Linked DNA regions of Homo sapiens: region 1 is linked to region 2. A link is a loop called in an ENCODE intact Hi-C map of the cell type or tissue named here. Cell type or tissue: Caco-2. All regions are shown on one strand. Links, peaks and the distances in the headings refer to the core of each region. The heading gives the core; the rest is flanking DNA. Region 1 overlaps APBB1IP (amyloid beta precursor protein binding family B member 1 interacting protein). Region 2 overlaps APBB1IP (amyloid beta precursor protein binding family B member 1 interacting protein).

Region 1 (5,384 bases), core at 330-5,329, 59 kb after region 2:
GTCTATCATTGATGGGCATTTGGGCTGATTCCATGTCTTTGCTATTGTGAATAGTGCTATTGTGAACAATGAACATATGCATGCAAAAATATAACATCCTACTGTGAGGGCAGCTCATAAAAAAGGGGAAAGAGATTTCTCCACTCCATCCTATTGTGGCTTTATTCTCCTAAACATTGCTGGGGAGTCAATGTGAGGAGGACAATTTGAGATGGACAAGTGCATTGCAACAAATTCTTTGTCTTTCTTGACTACATTCTAAAATTCTAAATGACTCTAAAAATTCTTAGGGAAAAGAAGATGCAAACTACAGTGTATCCTTCATGTATTGTTTCTGACTAGCAAATTTTATGATAATTATTCCTAAGAAGGGTGTTTTATTTGTTTATTTATTTGTTACTGTGCTCAGTAACTTTACAGAGAGTGTTATTCTTGTCATCAGCTAATTATTTTCTTTATTTCTCTGGAGGCAAGAACTGTAATTAAGAATTTAGCATTATTTGTCTTGGTTCAGAACTGAGTCATCATTAAATTTTCCAAGCAAAAATACATTATTTTGTTTATACAAATTATTTTTAAGACTAAGTAAATAGAAAATAATAGTAAAAATTTGGCTTACAAAATTATGACCTTAGCAATGGTAATAAATTTAATTTCTATATTTGACTGATTAATAGGGGAAAGACATAAATATATTATAGGGGATTTGAGTAAAAATTAGGCTTAGCTTATAAATTATTTGTTGAAAACTAGTTATGTGCCAGAAAATGTAAATAAATTTCTCAAAGGAGAAATAGCCACATTCTCTGACCAAGATACAACAATAATGAAAATGAAAAATAAGGGCTAAAACAAATTTTAAAAAAAACTCCTTAAGTAGAAAACATTTTCCTTAACAGCTGAGGAAACAGAGAAGAAAATTTCAAAAGGACAATATCAAACTACCTAGAAAATAAAAAAGTCGGGAAACAACAGGTGCTGGAGAGGATGTGGAGAAATAGGAACACTTTTACACTGTTGGTGGGACTGTAAACTAGTTCAATCATTGTGGAAGATAGTGTGGTGATTCCTCAGGGATCTAGAACTAGAAATACCATTTGACCCAGCCATCCCATTACTGGGTATATACCCAAAGGACTATAAATCATGCTGCTATAAAGACACATGACACGTATGTTTATTGCGGCACTATTCACAATAGCAAAACTTGGAACCGACCCAAATGTCCAACAATGAGAGACTGGATTAAGAAAATGTGGCACATATACACCATGGAATACTATGCAGCCATAAAAAATGATGAGTTCATGTCCTTTGTAGGGACATGGATGAAATTGGAAATCATCATTCTCAGTAAACTGTCACAAGGACAAAAAACCAAACACCGCATGTTCTCACTCATAGGTGGGAATTGAACAATGAGAACACATGGACACAGGAAGGGGAACATCACACTCTGGGGACTGTTGTGGGGTGGGGGGAGGGGGGAGGGATAGCATTAGGAGATATACCTAATGCTAAATGACAAGTTAATGGGTGCAGCACACCAGCATGGCACATGTATATATATGTAACTAACCTGCACATTGTGCACATGTACCCTAAAACTCAAAGTATAATAATAATAAAAGAAAAGAAAAGAAAATAACCACAGTAAAGAAAATACACACTTATACACAATTTAATTAAAGTCAAATTCAGAGGAAATTTTGGAGAAAAAAGTAATGAAAGCAGACAATAATTAAAACAGAACAGTAAATAAGAATAAAGTAGATAATAATAGAATTAGTGAAAGTATATTCAAAAATATCAAAGAATTTGGTGCTTTAAAATCCTACCAGAATCTAAAACATGAAGTGAAATATGGCCTTAATTTTTTGATGATAGCATATTATAGTCTTTGTTTGTTACCTATTTTATCATTAATAACTTATTACTACTGCCTTACAATGGTCCAGTGATGCTCTGATATAAAAGGCAAATAATGTATTAAGATACAACTTAGGTTTGTTATGATGTAGACACTGAGAGAAAAAAGTGATACTGGAAAATTAGCTTTGTTAATTTTTTGGTCAGGTGTTCATGGATCTTTCCAGAAAAACTTTCAGTAATCCCTCTCTCCCTCCCTCCATCCCTCCCTCCCTTCCTTCCTTCCTTCCCTTTTCCTACCTTCCTTCCTTCCTTTCGACAGAGTCTTGCTTGGTCACCCAGGCTGGAGTGCAACGGCAAGATCTTGGCTCACTGCAACCTCCGCCTCCTAGGTTCAAGCGACTTTCCCACCTCAGCCTTCCAAGTAGCTGGGACTAAGGGTGCATGCCACCTCGCTCAGCTAATTTTTATATTTTCAATAGAGACGCGGTTTCACCGTGTTGGTCCAGCTAGTCTCAAACTCCTGACCTCAAGTGATCCACCGACCTTGGCCTCCCAAAGTGCGGAGATTACAGGCATGAGACACCACATCCAGAGAGTTTCAGTAATACTTTCAAGAAATCATTCATTAAGTCCTTGCACTTTCGGCTCCATACAACTTCTCTGCTGTCCAAGGGCTTGACAAAGGTATTAGTCAGGCCATAAAAATATCCAGATTTCATAAATACCAATAAAGACCCAGCTTTAAGTGTTTTCTGAAGGAATGGTGGTAACAAGTTTACCCTTTCAGAGCAAATAATTTAGTCATTGTAGCTATGATCCAGATTATCTTTAGGATAAATCTTCCCTGATCTTTGTTTGGTATTATACTTATTCCTGTTATCTAATCTCTATAGATATTGCTTCAGAGGGAAGCAGAAAACTCATACTTATCTGTGTCTTCCTCTCCCTCCTCATTTTTAAGCCCTGCAATTATACTTCCCATTGCATAGAGAGCATTTCCACCAGGCAGCCCTACCGGTGGTTTAAATGCAACATGGCCTCCTTCCAGCCTCCTCTTCAGCCTGTTCCCAGGTCCCCTGGCTTACCAGTATAGGTTTTGGTATAGGGAGATCTAAGCCAGATGTTATCTTGGGAACTGGGGACAAAGTCAGCACAGAGAAACCCTGGATGAAAATCAGATACTGAGTTAGGAGTTGAACAGTGCAGTGAAGTGAGGCTGCGACTGGATGTCTGGGTAAAGGATACCAAAATCAAAGGTGAGGCCAGGCACAGTGGCTGATACCTGTAATCCTGGCACTTTGGAAGGCGGAGGCAGGAGGATTGCTTGAGGCCAAGAGTTCAAGACCAGCCTGGCAGCAGAGTTAGACCCTGTCTCTTAAAAAAGAAAAATTCAAATGCGATAGTTACCAGAAATTGGGGAACTGAAAAAGAAGCGTACATTAGAATTTGAAAAAGCAGACCAGAGAAAGGGAAGACAAGGCTCGGAGAAGAAACACAGGTGGGCTGACTTGATGGCTATGAACATCTGCAATGACCAAGCACAGCCTAGCTCCTGTGCTGTGAGTGTCTAAAAGGAGCCACTTGGACACAAGGACTCCTCTTTTCAGATAGTATCCCTCTCTTGCTAAAGAAACAAACACCCAAAAAACCAGCCTACATTTATCTTGACCTATAGCCCAATAACCTTCACTAAGCCAATCTTCTCAGAAGCATCACCTATTCTGGAAGTCCCAAATATGATCAGTTTGTCTGGTCAGTTTAGCCTTTCTAATGCCCTTGAACTTGTCCCACACTTTCCCCAGCTACCATCCTAGTACAGGTCTTCCACATCTTATCAGGATTCTGCCCCCAGCTTACTTTTCATCTTCCTATCTCCAATCTCTCCTTCTTTTCTTTTGTAATTATTTTTCATATGCCTACACAGGCTCAAACAGTCTCTCCTTTTTTTTTTTTTTTTTTTTTAGACAGGTTCTTGCTCTGTCACCCAGGCTGGAGTGCGGTGGCATGATCACGGCTCATCGCAGTCTCAACCTCCTGGACAAAAGCCATCCTCCCACCTCAGCCTCCTGAGTAGCTGGGAATACAGATGCTCGCCACAGTCTCTGCTTCTTAAATCAGCTTCTATAATGCCACCAGAGTTTTCTTCTTAAAACCCAGTTCTGTCATATTCTTTCAAGTAGCAAAACTTTTCAGTGGCTCTCTACTGTCCATAGGATTTAATATAAACTCCATAAGGTGGCTTTTAAATTTTTCCATAGTCCAACCCGCATCAACCCCTCCAACCTCATCTTTCAGACATCCATCCTGTTCTCTCCTAAAATCTACTCCGCTGCTATCACTGCTATTTTCCCTATAATTCCTAGGCACACCAAAGGCTTTCACTTAATGTACTGAACCCAGAGTGCAAATTGCACCTAGTGCATCCATTTTCCCGTGGATAGAGCAGCTCCTTGCATGCAGGTGAAATGAAACAATCCACCTATTTAAAGTGTATAATTCAATGGTTCTGGCATATTCACAGGGTTGTGCAACCATCACCACAATCTAATTTTAGAACATTTTCTTCTCCTATAAAAGAAACCCTGTATCCGTTCACTCCTCCTCTCCCCATCCCTTAGCAATCATTATTCTACTTCCTCTCTATATAAAGCTGCCTATTCTGGACATTTCCTATCAATGGGATGATACATTAATGTGGTCTTTTGTGTCTGGCTTCTTTCACTTAATGTGTTCAAAGTTCAATCCAAAATGTAATATGTGCTGACACTTCATTTCTTTTTATTAGTTGATGGACATTTGGGTTGTTTCCATTTTTTCAGCTAATACAAATTATGCCGGTATGAACACTTGCCTGCACATTTTTGTGTGGATGTATGTTTCGATTTCTCTTGGCACTCCTAAGAGTGCAACTGCTGGGGCATATGGTAACTCTGTAAGTATTTAACTTTTGAAGAATTGACACACTGTTTTCCAAAGCTGTGGCCTTGGAACCACAAACCAAAAAAAAAGAAATCCCCCAAAACTCTAAACAGCTGAATCAGCAGACATAGTGTAAAATTCAACTTCGGGAAGTGTATGTATTTTATATGTGTTTCACATAACAGTAACCACGTAACTTTACTAAGTTAACGTGAGCATCCCCAAAGACGTTTTTCTTCTTATTATTATTATTCTTTTTTTTTTTTGTTCTGTCACCCAGGCTGGAGTGCAGTGATGCAATCTCAACTCACTGCTACCTCTGCCTCCTGGGTTCAAGCAATTCTCCTGCCTCAGCCTCCCAAGTAGCTGGGATTACAAGCGCCCGCACCACACCTGGCTAACTTTTTTGTATTTTAGTAGAGACAGGGCTTCACCATGTTGGCCAGGCTGGTCTCAAACTCCTGACCTTGTGATCCGCCCGCCTCGGCCTCCCAAAGTGCTGGGATTACAGGCGTGAGCCACTGTGCCCAGGCCTGACTTTTTCCTTCTTAATGATACACTCACAGTACTTTACTCCATGGCCCATATTTATA
Region 2 (5,384 bases), core at 240-5,239:
CCCAGGCTGGAGTGCAGTGGCACGATCTTGGCTCACTACAACCTCTGTCTCCTGGGTTCAAGTGATTCTCCTGCCTCAGACTCCCTAGTAGCTGAGATTACAGATGCCCCCCACCCCACCCCACCCCCACCATGTCTGGCTAATTTTTGTATTTTTAGTAGAGACAGGGTTTCATCACGTTGGCCGGGCTGGTCTCGAACTCCTGATCTTAGGTGATCCACCCGCCTCAGCCTCCCAAATAAACCTCTTTTCTTTATAAATTACCTAGTCTCAGGTATTTCTTTATAGCAGTGTGAGAATGGCCCAATACAAGTAGCTTGCTGTACACAAAACCGCTAGAAATGCTGGATTTAATAAAAAATCTGTGTGAAGGCATTAGAGAGCTATTGAAGCAATTAGGACGCAAGAGGTCAAGATCTAAGACAGAAATGAACCATAAAGTGGTGTTCAGGTCTCCAGAAAGCCACACTTCCCCTCAGGGCATTTGTTGATGCTTAGTCTAGGGTGAGAGACTGGGAATCATGGCAAAGGATTTGAGCAGGCACTTCACAAAAGTGGGTATTCAAATGGATAATAAACATTTGACAAGATGCTACAATCACTGGCATCAGGAAAATTCAACTTAAAACCACAGAAGATGCCACTACAAACCCCTAGAATGGATAAAATTTAAAAACTAATGGTAACACCAAAGGCTATCAAGGATCTGGAACAACAGGAATTCTCATACAATGTTAATGGGAGGCTAAGTCATAGAATCTGTGTGAAAGCTGCTTGGCAGTATCTACTATAACTAAACATATTACCAGCCTGGCCAACATGGTGAAACCCCGTCTCTACTAAAAATACCAAAACTAGCCAGGTGTGGTGGTGAGTGCCTGTAGTCCCAGCTACTCGGGAGGCTGAGGCACGAGAATCACTTGAGCCAGGGAGGTGGAGGTTGCAGTGAGCTGAGATTGTGTCACTGCATTCCAGCCTGGGTGACAGAAGGACTCTTTAAAAAAAAAAAAAAAATAGGCTGGGCGCGGTGGCTCATGCCTGTAATCCCAGAACTTTGGGAGGCTGAGGCAGGCAGATCACATGAGGTGGAGCTCAAGACCAGTCTGGCCAACATGGTGAAACCCTGCCTGTACTAAAAATACAAAAATTAGCCAGGCATGGTGGTGGTTGCCTGTGATCCCAGCTGTGCAGGAGGCTGAGACAGGAGAATCGTTTGAACCCAGGAGGCAGAAGTTGCAGTGAGCCTAGATTGCACCACTGTATTCCAGCCTGGGTGACAGAGCAAGACTCAATCCCAAAAATGAAATAAAATAAAAAATAAAACTAAGCATATGCACAACCTGTGGTCCAGCAATTGCACCTATAGGTATATATGCAAGAGAAATGTCTACACATGTCCAACAAAAGACATGTACTGTATAAGAATGCTCCCAACAGCATTACTTGTTAAAGCCCCACGCTAGAAACAAGTCAAATATCCATCAGCAAGACAATGGATAAATAGGTTTTGGTATAGTCACACAATGGAATTCTAACAGTGAAAAAGAATAAGCTAGTGCTATGGGCAATAGCATGAATGAGAGTTGAGCCAAAGCAAAGCTAAACAAAACCAACCCGGGCAACATGGTGAGAGCCTGTCTCTCAAAAAAACAAAAACAAAACTTGGCCGGGTGTGATGGCCTGTGCCTGTGTTTCCGGCTACTCTGGTGGCTGAGGCGGGAGGCTTACTTCAGCCTGCAAGGTGGAGGTTGCAGTGAGCCAAGATCGTGCCACTGCAAGATCTGGCTGGGCAACAGAGCGAGACCCTGTCTCAAAAAGAAAGAAGTACTGTGATATAATTCCATTTCATATATAAAGTTCAAAAAGAGGAAATGCTAAGGAGATAGAGGCTAGAATCATGACGACCTTTGTAATGGGTAGTAAGGACTGGGAAGGGCCAGGAGGAAGGCCGCTGCAACTCCCTGAATGCTCTGTTATCTTCATGTGGGTGGTAATTACATGGGTTGGTTCACTTTGTAAAAATTCAGAGTGTACCATTATGATATGTGCACTAGTTCATTAGTTACCATGGCAAACTGCAGATGCCCACTGAAGGACTGAAAGACATGCCATCCCCAAAAATGCTAGATTGGTGCACTGATTACTTCTAGTTGAAAACATTGGAGAAACTGCGGTTCCAGAAAGGGTGAGCTGACCTCCTCTTCCTGCAGGCAGCAAGCCATCAAGATTCCTCTGGGAGGGGAACCCTCAGCATTTCGGGGCGAGAAAATAGCCCTTATCACCAGAGACTGGGAACGGGGCTGCAAAGGAGCTGAATAAATATACTCAACAAAGGAACCCTTATCTTCCACTATAGGTAAAGTAACCCTTATCTCCCCCCATATATCTTCTGGTGATGCCCTCTAGTGAAAGGAAAATAAAAACGCGGGACCCCAGTTCACGCTGCCAAAAGGAATAAAGTAAGCTGAAAGCTGAGTCATGCAAGACGTTGCCTTCCCTTTTGTTCCTAAACAGACAGCTACAAATAAAAGGTTAAATATCTCCACAGGGAGCAACTCTATGTTCATCTTATCTTCTGTGAAGTTCCAACTTACTGAGTGCGAGAGGAATACAGCCATTCACTCTTCCCCTACCTGCTCCTTTTCTCTTGCAATGTGTGCGTTACCACACCCCTCCCTCTTTCCCCTCCTTGACTTTTCCGCTTTACTTTTTTTTTTTTTTTTTTGAGATGGAGTCTTGCTCTGTCACCCAGGTTGAAGTGCAGTGGTGCTATCTCGGCTTACTGCATCCTCTGCCTCCTGGGTCCAAGCAATTCTCCCTTCCTCAGCCTCCCAAGTAGCTGAGATTACAGGAGCCCACCACCATGCCTGGCTAAGTTTTAAATTTTTAGTAGAGATGGGGTTTCTCTATGTTGGTCAAACTCCTGACCTCAAGTGATCCGCCTGCCTCAGCCTCCCAAAGTGCTGGATTACAGGCGGGAGCCACCGTGCCTGGCATCCCCTTTAAATATTGAAGCCCTCAAATTCATCTTTGGAGAAGGGCACAGACCACAGACTGTTTCTGTGATTCTGTTTGTTTGTTTGTTTGTTTTCTTCTGGGCATGTCCTTAAGCCTTGGCAAAAGAAACTTCTAAGCTGATTGAGACCTGTCACAGAGACTTTCCGGTTTACACTCCCCTAGAAACTTTACTGCCCCTAGCCAGATTCCCTTTGTTCTGTCATTTTTTTTTCAAATTTATTATTTGTTTAAAAAGTATAGAAGCATCTTGCCTCGGCCACTTCTTTAGACTTGACTCTTGTGAAGATCCCCATGTAGATGTAAAACTGATAAAAATGTGCATACTTTCCTCTTGTTAATCTCCCTGGTGTCAACTTGGTTTCTAGATCCAGCCTAAAGGGATATGGAGGTAATCCCTAATCCAGCCTAAACAGGTATGGAGGTAATCTCTGATCCAGCCTAATGGGATATGGAGGTAATCTCTGATCCAGCCTAAAGGGGTATGGAGGTAATATCTGATCCAGCCTAAAGGGGTATGGAGGTAATCTCCGGCTCTCCCACCATGGCTAATCTTAGTTATACAATAGCTATTCCTTCTCTTAGTTATACAATAGCATAGCCATGTTGCATGACTCTTGGGCATTATTTTTATAGATTCAAGGGGAAAGGTGCCTCATGGAGGAGTTATGCAAAGTGGTGGCCCTGAATGTAACTCCCTAGTTTTAGCTGTGCATATGGTTGTTCAGATAGACACTACATTTGTCAGCTTTCCTTGTAGCTCAGTGTCATTATGTAACTAATTTCTGGCCAATGGGATGGAAGCATAAATCTGAATGTGCATTTCCCCGGCTCTTCCCTCACTTCATATGGACTGGAAAATGGTGAGGCGGAAAAGCTAACATGGAACCAAAGATGGAAACCACATATCGAAAATGGCAGAGCCATTCTACTAGGTCTAGCTACCTGTGGCTGGACCAGTGCGTGAGAGAGAAATAAGCTTGTAGCTTGTTTGAACCACTGATTTAAGAGTCTCTTTGCTACAGCAATTTAGATGGTACCCTCACTAACGCAGTTGTTAAAGCATGCCATTGGGCTGGGTGCAGTGGCTCACACCTGGAATCCCAGCACTTTGGGAGGCCAAGGCGGGCGGATCACGAGGTCAGGAGATCAAGATCACCCTGGCCAACACGGTGAAACCCCATCTCTACTAAAATACAAAAAAAAAAAAAAAAATTAGCCGGGGGTGGTGTCATGCGCCTGTAGTCCCAGCTACTTGGGAGGCTGAGGCAGGGGAATCACCTGAACCCGGGAGGCAGAGGTTTCAGTGAGCCGAGATTGCACCACTGCACTCCAGCCTGGCAACAGAAGAAGACTTTGTCTAACAAAAAAAAAAGAAAAGAAAAAGAAAAAAGCATGGCATTGAAGGTAGTTAGGGGCGAAAAACTTTGTACTTTTAATACTATTTAATTGTTGTGTTGTCAGTCAGCCACCATACAACCTAGGGAAAACCCAGAAAATAGCATTTATAGGAGAAATTTTCCCGCAAGGAAGCTGCCCTAATTCTCCCTCTAGTGATATGACACTTTTTTTTTTTTAACCTGTAAAAGGGAAAGGTGTCTGGAAAATGGAGAGGAACTTCTTCACCTTTAACATTCTTTGATTTTCAAAAAGAAAGTAATGACCCTCACACAATTATAGTTGCTTGAGGCCACAGTTGGGAAAAATCCTGGACATGCTTGTACACATGACTTGAAGGAAGCATTTCCAAACATGAAGAACCAATATGAACAAGTATGAAAAGAAGAACAAATATAAATTTATGCTTTTTACTTGCACAAATTGTTTGCAACAAAATCACAATAAATTGCACATTTTCTAGGTAGTCCTTTTAGTTTTCCTAGCAAATATAAGCACCAAATACAAACAACAAAGAAAAGAGCATCTTTCAAGCAAGAAGCAGGAAGAACCAACAGTGAGTGCATGAAGATATATTGGATTAATACAGCCACACAGAAACAGGGACAGAAGAGGATGAGAAAACCACAGAGAGATAGGTTTTGGATTTGGAATGAAAAAAAGCAAAATGGATTCTTTTCTTTCTGAATCCTTCAAAGGACTGTTAGCGTACATATAGCTTAAGAGTTGAGTTTGTGTTTATTTGAAAATAATATATTTGTGATATTTTGTGAGACAATGAATGGTGTGGTTAGTATACAGGTGACATTAAAAAAAATCCTTGGCTGGGCGCAGTGGCTCACGTCTGTAATCCTAGCACTTTGGGAGCCTGAGGTGGGCAGATCACGAGGTCAGGAGATCAAGACCATCCTGGCCAACATGGTGAAACCCTGTCTCTACTAAAAAATACAAAACAGTTAGCTGGGCCTGGT

What was found. Hi-C counts contacts between places; a loop is a spot of excess contacts. Peaks named below come from ENCODE experiments on the same cell type or tissue, not always from the same donor. Only the 100,000 strongest peaks of a DNase experiment are listed, where the experiment ranks them.
Region 1: a loop joins it to region 2, with 6 times the contacts of the local background. A loop is called at or near these places in 4 of 110 quality-filtered maps.

The regions. Positions count from the first base shown.
Region 1 is chr10:26,455,188-26,460,571 of GRCh38, reverse strand. The region is part of intron 2 of APBB1IP (amyloid beta precursor protein binding family B member 1 interacting protein); the gene reads right to left. Among named protein-coding and RNA genes, the nearest start is that of APBB1IP, 20 kb to the right of the region's middle. In Caco-2, for the core only: no CTCF peak of the experiment used is centred there; a DNase peak (open chromatin) is centred at 2,901.
Region 2 is chr10:26,513,885-26,519,268 of GRCh38, reverse strand. All of the region lies in intron 8 of APBB1IP (amyloid beta precursor protein binding family B member 1 interacting protein), which reads right to left. Among named protein-coding and RNA genes, the nearest start is that of LINC03028, 63 kb to the left of the region's middle. In Caco-2, for the core only: no CTCF peak of the experiment used is centred there; a DNase peak (open chromatin) is centred at 2,418; H3K4me3 peaks cover 385 bases.